Regions from separate parts of the Mus musculus genome. Here region 2 is linked to region 1. Evidence: chromatin contacts called from ENCODE Hi-C or POLR2A ChIA-PET data. All regions are on one chromosome and are shown on one strand. The core of a region is the stretch at or near the end of the contact, and the rest is flanking DNA. Distances in the headings are between cores, read along the strand shown. Region 1 has its middle 15 kb from the start of Gm30187. Region 2 has its middle 6.9 kb from the start of Gm30509.

The links. Hi-C counts contacts between places; a loop is a spot of excess contacts on that map. ChIA-PET counts read pairs that join two places held with the same protein, here RNA polymerase II (POLR2A).
Region 2: a loop to region 1 is called in a map of mouse embryonic stem cell, with 2.3 times the contacts of the local background. The contact joins two enhancer-like sites. A Hi-C loop is called at or near these places in 1 of 37 maps with a recorded cell type or tissue (mouse embryonic stem cell). POLR2A ChIA-PET finds 5 or more read pairs at or near these places in 1 of 5 experiments (embryonic stem cell).

Annotation. Positions count from the first base shown.
Region 1 is chr17:31,690,927-31,695,955 of GRCm38, forward strand. No RefSeq gene overlaps it. Among named protein-coding and RNA genes, the nearest start is that of Gm30187, 15 kb to the right of the region's middle. Within about 2 kb of position 2,870, at least 2 of the 3 ENCODE cell types and tissues checked have a DNase peak (open chromatin) inside an H3K27ac peak, as active enhancers do.
Region 2 is chr17:31,875,572-31,880,458 of GRCm38, forward strand. No RefSeq gene overlaps it. Among named protein-coding and RNA genes, the nearest start is that of Gm30509, 6.9 kb to the left of the region's middle. Within about 2 kb of position 1,875, at least 2 of the 3 ENCODE cell types and tissues checked have a DNase peak (open chromatin) inside an H3K27ac peak, as active enhancers do.

The sequences.
Region 1 (5,029 bases), core at 1,620-4,119:
GACTGCCCTGACTTGGGGAGCCTGCTTGTGATCTCTGAGACAGCGATAGGCCCGCTCTGGAAGCCCACAGTTGACCTCTGATATGTTACCACACTGGGGACTTTCTGCCCTGCCATGCAGGTTCTGTGCCTTCACCAGTGGAACACAGGGCTGAACACAGCCACCCTGCCATCTGCAAGATCCCCCATCCGAGGCTCCCAGTAGCCCATAATAAAAAGGCGTAGTCCCAGCTCTCTAAGACTGAGTAGGAACAGCTCTTCCATGCTCAGCACCTCCATGGCTCCACCAGACCATGCGTGGATCTCCAGGGCTAATGAAACTGGGTTCCCTGTCTTCTCTGTCCCCAGCTGGCCACGTGCTCTTCCAGCCCCCCTATTCAGGCCTCTGTAAAGGCGGGGATCCCTTTCCTCTTCTCTCCCTTTGCTGGAAGACCCACCCCCCCATGTGGAGTGGTTCTCCTTCCAGTAAGGTTGCCTACAACGCTCTGAGGTTCTTAGGGTTTTATGCAGAGGCATTTTTGCCTGCCCTCCTTTTCCTAGGAGAGCATCACGCTTTCCAGGCAGAGCTAGAATTAAGGACTAGATCTGCCTAATTTTCTGCCACCCTCCAACAGCCTGACACCGAATAGTGATTCCACAAACACTGTAGGATAAACAAACAAATAAGGAGTGAGCGGGCTAGTACATGAGGTCTCATCCAGTGACTTCACAGAAGAGCATCGTGCCTAGCCTCATGTTCCTTCCTGTCATAATTTTGTCCCCCACAACCTCCACCCCTGGCTTGGCAGCTTTTGGCTCTAGATGATCATTAGGCTCACTGAGGCTGCAGATGGGGGTCTCCCCGCCTCCATTTGACTGTAGCCTGGAGGCTGGTAGGTTTGCTCCTTATTCTTAGAGGGCCCGATTTAGGACATGTCCTCCCCAAAACCTTCATGGGGGAGAACTAGATCTCCAACCTCCTGTGTGGCTCAGGAATCAGGTGTGTGATAATTTGGCAAAATTGGGGCCAGTGACAGGAGTTTGCTGGCTGGTTTTTACAAAGGGTACCCAAGGTGATCTCACTCACGGCAGGTCTTCTCAGTGACCTGCCACAGTGGCCCTTGAAGCCAGCTGGTATTAGTGACACTAGCCTCCGAAGTCAGGAAGGCTCCCCAAACTGCAAGAGGATGCACGGTGTCGATGGGCGGCTCTGATGCCTGCTGAGAATGGAACTCTGACTGGGAATGGGCACTTTTGCTCCATTTTGCAGATGAGGACATTGAGGGCCACAGGAAGGGCTTAGAATGATGGTGCCCAGGGCCGGAACCGACTACCCTGGGTGGTTACTGTCCAGGAGAAGCTGCTCTTTTTCCTGAAGTCATCATGTCTCCAGGATCCCCCCCTCCCCATCAGCAAGCATGGACCTGGGGTCATGTCCTTAAAGGTGGTGACCTTGAGCAGATCACAAGGTCACTGGCAGTAGGAAGACCTTAGGTGTGGGAGGAAGCTTGGCAGAAGCACAGTGCGCATTTCACTTCAGAGACAGCATTGACTTTGCATCTAAGAGCAATAGAGGGGCTGGAGAGATGGCTCAGCGGGTAAGAGCACTGACTGCTCTTCCAAAGGTTCTGAGTTCAAATCCTAGCAACCTCATGGTGACTCACAACCATCTCTAATGGAATCTGATGCCCTTTCCTGGTATGCATGAAGACAGAATGCTCATACAACATGATATACATAAATATAAATCTTTAAAAATATCCAAGTGACAGAAACAAGAGGGAGACCAGATCTCAGCACTTCAACACAAATGCTCTTTTCTTTGTATTAATATTCTTGCAGATGCCCTTCCAGGACACAGGGCACTTTGCCCTATTTCTGGAGCAGGTGACAGGGCTTCCAGTCTGCCTATGAGGTAGGCTAGAAGCCTTAGGAAGAGCCTCAGTAGCCAGGCGGTGGATGCTTTTATTATAGCCTGGCCTGGCTGAGCAGGGGTTAATCAGCTGGGCAGAGAGGGCACCCACTGGGCAGAGTGTCTAGCTGGAGCTTAGATTCACAACAGCTAGCTCAGCCAGGATGCTATGCTGGAGTGCGTGGAATCCCAGGGGTTAGGGTTAGGGTTAGGGTTAGGGTTAGGGTTAGGGTTAGGGTTAGGCTGTGGGCTCTGGATGAACAGCCAGCAACCTTCTAAAAGAGCACACAACAGGAAGCTGTTATCCCATGACGCTGTTGGCTCCTACCAATAGAACTACCTGTTGATACCAGGGCTTGAAGATGAGTATCTTACTCTCAGACAGTCCAGGACACGAGGCTTAGGTAGCAACCAGGATAACCCGCTCAGGAATAGGGTGTGGAGGGAACAAACCCGCTCAGGAATAGGGTGTGGAGGGAACAAACTTCATTTTTCTACCCATCCTTCCAACAGAAGAGATTGGGAAATCTGTAGTCCTGAGGGCTGGAAACTAGCTGGATAACACGGAGGCTGCGGCTGGATTTCACATGGCCGACAGGGGGCGCCTTCTACCCAGTTCCGGACCTACAGTGGCGGCTGGTTCCCCTCCTCCCTCAAGGCTTATCATCCAAGGTGCCTCAGCTGTGCTGGGGTTGACGCACAAAGGTGGGACACTGGCCTGCTGGGAGGGAAGAGTGGGGGTGGGGTACATGCAGGGGCGGGAGGATGACGGAGTAGGATGGGGTGAGGTAAGCGGTGAATCGTCCTGCTTGGTCACCCCTCTTAGGTAAGGTCACGACCCTACCCTGGAAAGGGGCCCTCTCCACCACCACTAAAAGCTCTTTGATGCCCACGCTGTGACTCAAACGCGTGCCTTGAATGTCACCGCGACACCAAGAAGATAAGAATAACTCCGGTTTGAGGAGCAGTGACCTCATTCAGTCCCACCTCCCTCTTGCTGGCACAAGGCCAAGTTGCCCACTGCTCTGGGCTTCAGTTTCTCCATCTTATTACTTGGGGATTCCAATTCTCAGTTTCAGGGCTGTAAAGGGGGGCGGGGCAGATGGAACTCAGCCGGCTAATAACAACCAAGAGAGCAAGGATGGGGGAGGGGGAAGAGGGACAAAAAGGCAGTGGGAAGTTCTAGGTACCCACTAGTAAGAGGCTGATGTAACTTCTATGTCTTTCCTTTGCTGACTTGAACTTGTTCTTGGATCCCACGTCCCTGGAAGGGTAGATGCCCTCAATCCAAGGCCCATGACAGCGCTGTGGGTGGGACCCCATCCCCACAGGTGCCCTACTGTGCCCCATCTCCACTTCAGGACTGAGTTGATTCAGTCGACACAGGCAGGTACATGTACATACCCACTGCACACACCTACTACACATGCTGCAGGCTGTGGATAAAAGTCGGGGGTGGGGAGAAGATGGCGTGGGGGTGTGCTCTTCACAGAGAAACGGGAGTCATCTATATGGTGACCTGAGCCCGACTTGCCAGGTACTGCACTGCTGCTCAGGGTTGTCACAGATCTTAAAGCAGGTTGACCTCCTTTGTGTCTACCTGTGACTGGGATCCTGAGCATCTACAGTGTGTGTGTGTGTGTGTGTGTGTGTGTGTGTGTGTGTGTGTGTGTGTGTGCCTGTGCTGGGTTGCGTGCACTCTCTGAGGGTAGAGGTGCATCTGTTTTGCCACAGTGGCACTGGCCTTCACAGCTCTGGACAGAGATGCTAGAGCCTGGATTTCATGGCTCCTGGGTCTGCTGGGAGGGAAGAGAGGAGGAGGGAAGGTGGGCGTAGAGCTCTCCCCTCAGTCTGTACTATCTGCATGAAAGTGTAGCCGCATTTCATATTAGCCACAACCCTGGAAGGCAAGTGCTACTGTACTTGGTTCAGCAGAGGGATGCTTTGAGAAGCTTGCTATATAGGAATTACCAGAATTTTGGGGTGCCCCTGTATGCCTGTAAGGCTGTGGCCACATTTTTCTGGGACCCTCCTGTACTTTTGTTTGTTTGGTTTTTTCTTTTCCTTTCTTACTTACTTTCTTTCTTTCTTTTTTTTTTTGACAAAAATCTCTCTACTACATAGTTCTGCCTGCCCTTGAACTCTTGAACTCAGAGAGAGCCCCCTGCCTCTGTGTCCCAAATGCTGGGACTAGAGGCATCTGTTTCTGTACTGTTTCTACCCCTACCCTGTAGGGATCCCCAACCCCATGACCACCCAGGAGGTGTCACTGAGCTCCCCTGAGCTTGTGTTCTGTTTGCCCTTTGAGTTTTCGATGGCCCAAAGCCAAGGAGTGGCCCCACCAACCTCACCATGGCCAGTGTGGTGGTTGCTCAGGAAGGGGGCTGTGGCTCCCTGCCTATCCTCAGGCAAGCTCATCTCTGCCTCCTTAGCACCTGCTGGGTACAGAGTACCCATGTGCCTCAGAGGGATACAGAGTGTGTTCTTTTTTTTTAAAAAAATTTATTTATTTTTATTATATGTAAGTACACTGTAGTTGTCTTCAGACACTCCAGAAGAGGGAGTCAGATCTCATTACGGATGGTTGTGAGCCACCATGTGGTTGCTGGGATTTGAACTTCGGACCTTCGGAAGAACAGTCGGGTGCTCTTACCCACTGAGCCATCTCACCAGCCCACAGAGTGTGTTCTTAAAGCAGGCAGGCTCCTGGCAGCTTCGCTCTGGATTCCCCTTCCATTTCCTGCCTTTTGTCTTCTCCCATCAAAACATCTCCAGGACTGGTTCAAAGGTCGGTTCCTGGGAGTGAGCTTTGGGACTTTGGAAGCTAGGGGAGCCTGACAGGGTCAGAGATCTCTGTCTCTGCCTCCTCCTACAAGGTAGAGACTAATGATTCCTAGCTAATAAGATTGCTGTCGTGAGCAGCAAAGATACAAAATAGTCAGCACACGTAGGCTGGGGCATCATCATCATCCACTCTATTGTTACTATCTCTGTCACCATTGCCAATTCCATCACCATCAGATCAGCATCATGGCCAACAGCTTGCCATCATCACCATCATTACCATCTGCACTATCACCACCACCACCATCATCACCACCATCCTCACCATCGTCATCACAAACACCATGACTGTTAC
Region 2 (4,887 bases), core at 625-3,124, 180 kb after region 1:
AGTCTGGCTCATTAAAATCTAAATTGAAACAAAATGCAAATTCCTGAGAAGTCAGTCTAGGTTTCCAAGAAGTTCCAGTGTGGTCTGACAGACGTTCTTTGATGCGTTCTGCAACTCACTCCAGCTGAGGTCCAGTGGCATGCCAGGCTCGAGATGGGGTAGTTCTGACTCTGCATCCCGAGGGGACAAACAGATGACTTGAACACCGGGTGCCTCAGGGGACCGGTGATGGCTGTCTCACATACAAAGCCACCAATTTGAGCCATGTTATGTGCTATAGTTTGGCATCCCTGACAGCCAGAAACTTGCAGAGCACCCTGGGGCAGGACACATCAGGCAGAAATCATTGTGAATTCCACAGAAAGCAAGGTGACAGATGTGGCAGCATTGGCAAGAAGCAGGGTCTAGGTACTCGCCACCACTTTATAGAGATGGCAGATGAGCTTCCTGGGGCTGCAGAACAAATGGCCACAAAGCCAGGTGTGGTGGGCAGGCCGGTGATCCCAGTCTACCCACCCATGAAGGAACTCACCCCCATGGGGCTTCAGAGGCCTTTGCAATGCAGTCTATAGAGCCCATTCCAGTCCATCACCCTGACTCTATCAACAGAGGAGGGAAATATCTCACTCCAAGGGAAAGAATGATTCAGAATCTAGCACCTGGGAGAGGTGCAAATGTCCTGAGGTGATAGAATAAAACAGCATAAACTGCGGGCTCCAACCAGGTTCACTGTCTCATGTATTCTGAGGCCGGACGTCCAAGGTCAAGCTGGCTTAGGGCTGGGTCGCCTGAGGTAGCTCTCCTTCACCTGAAGATGTGTCCTCACGGAGTCCTTCCTCTGGAAATTTCCCCTCTTGTGGCTCCGTGGTCGGGATGTGTCCAGCCATAGGCAAGAGTTAGCATTTCCACTGACTATGTAGGTGGAGGCTCCTGAGCTCCCAGGATGACGCTGATGGAAAACCGTTTCATTCCTTCTGTCCCTTGGCTTTGCTCCCTAGGGACCAATTTGGGATGTGCAGTGTGGGCTTTGGCTTTCCTGGGTCTGATGTAGCTTGAGCTACATGTAGGTTGATGGTGGCCCTGAAGATAGATATGCATTCTGTCTGTGGGTCCTAGTGGGCAAAGGGACCCTGGCCACTGGACATTATACCAGGGCTCAGCTCTCCCTGATGAGCTGCAGGCACCAGCTGGGCTCTAACAAGGGTTATCTTGGGCCTGTCTGCTGCCGGGACAGCACCAACTGTGTGTGTCCAACGTCCCATCAAATTAAACATAAGAAACATGCAGTTGGTAGTTTCTGCCAGCCAACAGAGTCTCTATTGTCTCTTCCTCCTCTCTGTATGGAAGAGCTCTCCTTAAAGTGCAAATGCTATTAAGGCCAGTGAGGGTGGCCCCACAGATGGGCAGGTAGTGAATGGGCTCACAGAGCTCCCAACAACAGACAGAAGAGGGACCCAGGCCAGCCAGCCATGTAAGAGCCCTGGGTTATGGCCCCAGAAAACTGGGTTATACCAGACTCTTTATTTGAAAGCCGTTCTCTGCACAATGGCTTTGGGGGGGGGGGGGAGGAATCAATTTAAGCCAGCATGTCCATAGAGGACTGCAGTGTAAGACCAGACCAGCCACGTTTTGTCAGGGGTAAAAAGCCAAGGCTAGAGTCCAGGTAAGCAAAAGGGCAGTCTGTCAGCTTAAGGGCATTCCGTGGGGCAGTCTGTCAGCTTGGCCCCCACAGCAGCTTCCTGGGCCAGAGGCTAGACACCCTTGGCTTCCCAAACCATTCTCTCTGTGGTCGCTTCTTCTGCAAGAGGGCCTGCACAAAGGGGCCTGGGGCAAGATGGGAGGAGGGTGTGTTGCATTCAGAAGCCTCTTTCTGAATATAGAGTCATGTGTGACCCCAGGGGATTTCTCTAGCTCATTTGGCTTCCTCCACTGAAATTTCCCAGTTGGGGGCCCATGTCCGCAAGGCCTACTGGATCCTGCAATCTGGCTGTTTCTTTGGCTGTGCTGGGCTCAGCCCTTCCAGTAAAGCTAGGACCAGGCTGATTCCCAGTGTCCTTTCTGATATGTACCCTGTTCCTGACTAGTGCAGGCAATGCTGCAGAGCCCTCATCTCCCTCCAGGCTCCTCTGCTCCTCCGAGCCTCTGGTGCTGCAGCACCCAACCCAAGGCAGCTGGTGTTTACTCGAGCCTCCTGCCCAGCCCCAGCCCCCAATCTCCACAGCTCTCTAAAGAGAACGCCTGCTGTCCTTTCTACTTCACAAGGGGGAGGAAATGGAGCTTCGGAGAGGACCAGGAATTCTTCTCAGCTGAAGTGGGCGTCGTGCGGATCCGCACCCACGCCATTGCACCTCCGTCCCAAACTTCCGTTTGGCCATCTGTCTTCCAGAAACCCTCTGACAGCACATCCGGCAGATGCCTTGGGGTGTTCCTCATAGACCTGTGTGGAAGTCAAAACATGGCTGGCACTCCCGAGAGAGGAACTTGAGGGAGATCCTCTAATCTGTCCCTGGGGAAGCTGTGTACCGGCTGCTGGTGTGTGCCTGGCATCCCCACCAGCTGGGGTAATCCAACCCTGCACCCCCTCCTGAATCCAACCATATCTGGTTTCTAGGCCCTGGAGACAGAGAAGTGGGGGGCTGGTGGCAGGGCCATCTTTCAGAGGGAGGCCAGGGGAACTAGAGAGACCCCCTAGCATCCAACATGCTGTTCTGGAAATGCTGATAAGAACGGGGGATCGCTCTCCATCACTCTTGCAGATGGTCTTTAGCTTGGGCGCGCGAAGCTCTTAGTGGGTTAGTCCTGAGACTCATTTCTCCCCATTCAAGATTCTCTGAGGACATTTTGAGGGTGAGAATGGGTCACACTGGCGCAAGGGCCACCTGAGCACCAGGCCAGATACCCGCACAAGAGATAAAGAATGCTTCTTCCAGTGAAAGCCTGATCCCCACCGCTGGCCACGCCCATTACGGGCTGTGTCAATCTTATCTTCCCTCCAATCACTATAGTCTCCCAGTCCTGGAGAGAAAGGGTTACATCTTATAACTTCTTTATCTTAAAATTCCTGGCCTGGTCCCTGCTGCCCCTGGAGAGACTGTCAGATTCAGGTTAAGTCAATCCCTAGAGGCATTTAAGCGTTTCCTTACAGGGTGTAGTTCAAATACTACTCAACCGCAGTCTATAGCACCCAAGTCGCCCAGGCCACCATCCCTTAAACTCTCACAACCCAGGACGGTTCTCACTTCCACATCAGCCTGTCCTCAGCTGCTTTCTTGACTGCCCTGGCCAGTTCCCTCACTGAGAAACCACACGAGACCCCCTCCCACCTTTCCCTTGCTCTCTCTGCTTCCTGGCTGGCTCCTGGCTATCCAGTGTGGCTTCCCTTGGGGACGTCTACTCTCAGACTCTAAAAAGGTATTTCATTGGAAACAACAAGCCCCTGATGTATTGGCTTCATCATCTCCTCCTCCTGACCATGACTAAGCTTTGTCTGACCTGTGGCGCCCGCGCGCGCGCACACACACACACACACACACACACACACGCACGCACACACACATGCACACGCACACACACACGCACACACACACACACAGAGTCTTCTCAGCACATGAGAGACTGGGGCAAAAGGATTGTGAGTTTCAGGGATAACCTGAGCGATGCAACAAGACCATCTCAAAAATACAATGCAATGCAATAGGGTCTAGAAACTTCTGCCCCAGGAACAATCCAGTGGCCACATATTCAGGAGGAAAATCTTGGGGATCCCTGGCCCAGGCAGACATGTGGCTAGGGCAAGAATTACCCCAAAAGGACTCTGCTGACCTCATCCCCAACCCTTCTCAAAGTGCTCTTCTGCCTACAGCTCTAGCTGAGCATCTCTGTAGACCCCACGGCTCTCCAGAGGTCCACTGGGTGCCCATGGAGGGGCTGCGTTTGTGGTGCAGGGCTTCCCGGAGCTGCTCAGTCTGGAGCTGCTATTCAGGCCGCCTTTGAGGTCACAAGGGCATAGAGCCCAGAGCTGGCTGCAGACTTGGTGAGACAGGCTCACAGCCTAAGCCATAACCATCAGAGGTGTAGCAGGATCTCGGCTGTGCTTCCGATCAGCATAAGGCTCCACTTCCACTTCCGGTGGGCAGCGCTCTAATCTGCTCCACATTCTTTGCGCATAGAATGGAGCCTGGCTGGTCAGTCGCCTCCTCACCTGTCATTCTGCCCACCCCTCCCCTCCAGCCCACACTGACTCTGTGGCATTAACCATCACAGCCGGTCCTCTCTCTGAGCCGTCTCTGCAACCACACCTATCATCCTGCACCTTCCATGGTTCTTCACCTAAGCTGTTCTTATCCATGGCCAACCCCCTTCCCCAGCCTCCTGGGCCTGACCCTGGCCTGAGGCCAACACTGGCTCTACAAGTTGCCCCCTGGCCTGTTTCCACCCGTGTTCTCCCTCTAAAAGGACAGTTCTCTCTTTTGCCCCCTGTACTGACTGCTTGGATCTCAGGAGCCACTTTCCAGATTTGGGAAACAATGAGTAGTGGGGTGGCAGGAGGCATGAGACTCCAGAGAGGCCACTCCTGGGTGACCGATGACTCCACAAGTCTAAGCTATGTAGGACCCAGATAGAAAGCTCTTTCTACAGAAGGACTGTGTTGCCCATCAAGGCTGGGTCAGCACATGGCCCTAGTGTGGTCTGTTCTCTTTGAGGACCTTTCAGTTGACTCCAGGGCCCAGTGCCTGTGGGTGGGACCTGCCTTGTGGATGTCACCTTGCTGCTGTTGGGGATGTATTTGGCTGTCGGGTGCTGGAGCTGAGAGACTTGTGTCCAGAATCCCAGACTTCTTCCTAAAGGATAGTATCAGCTGTTCCCGTGTCACCAGCGTGTCACATC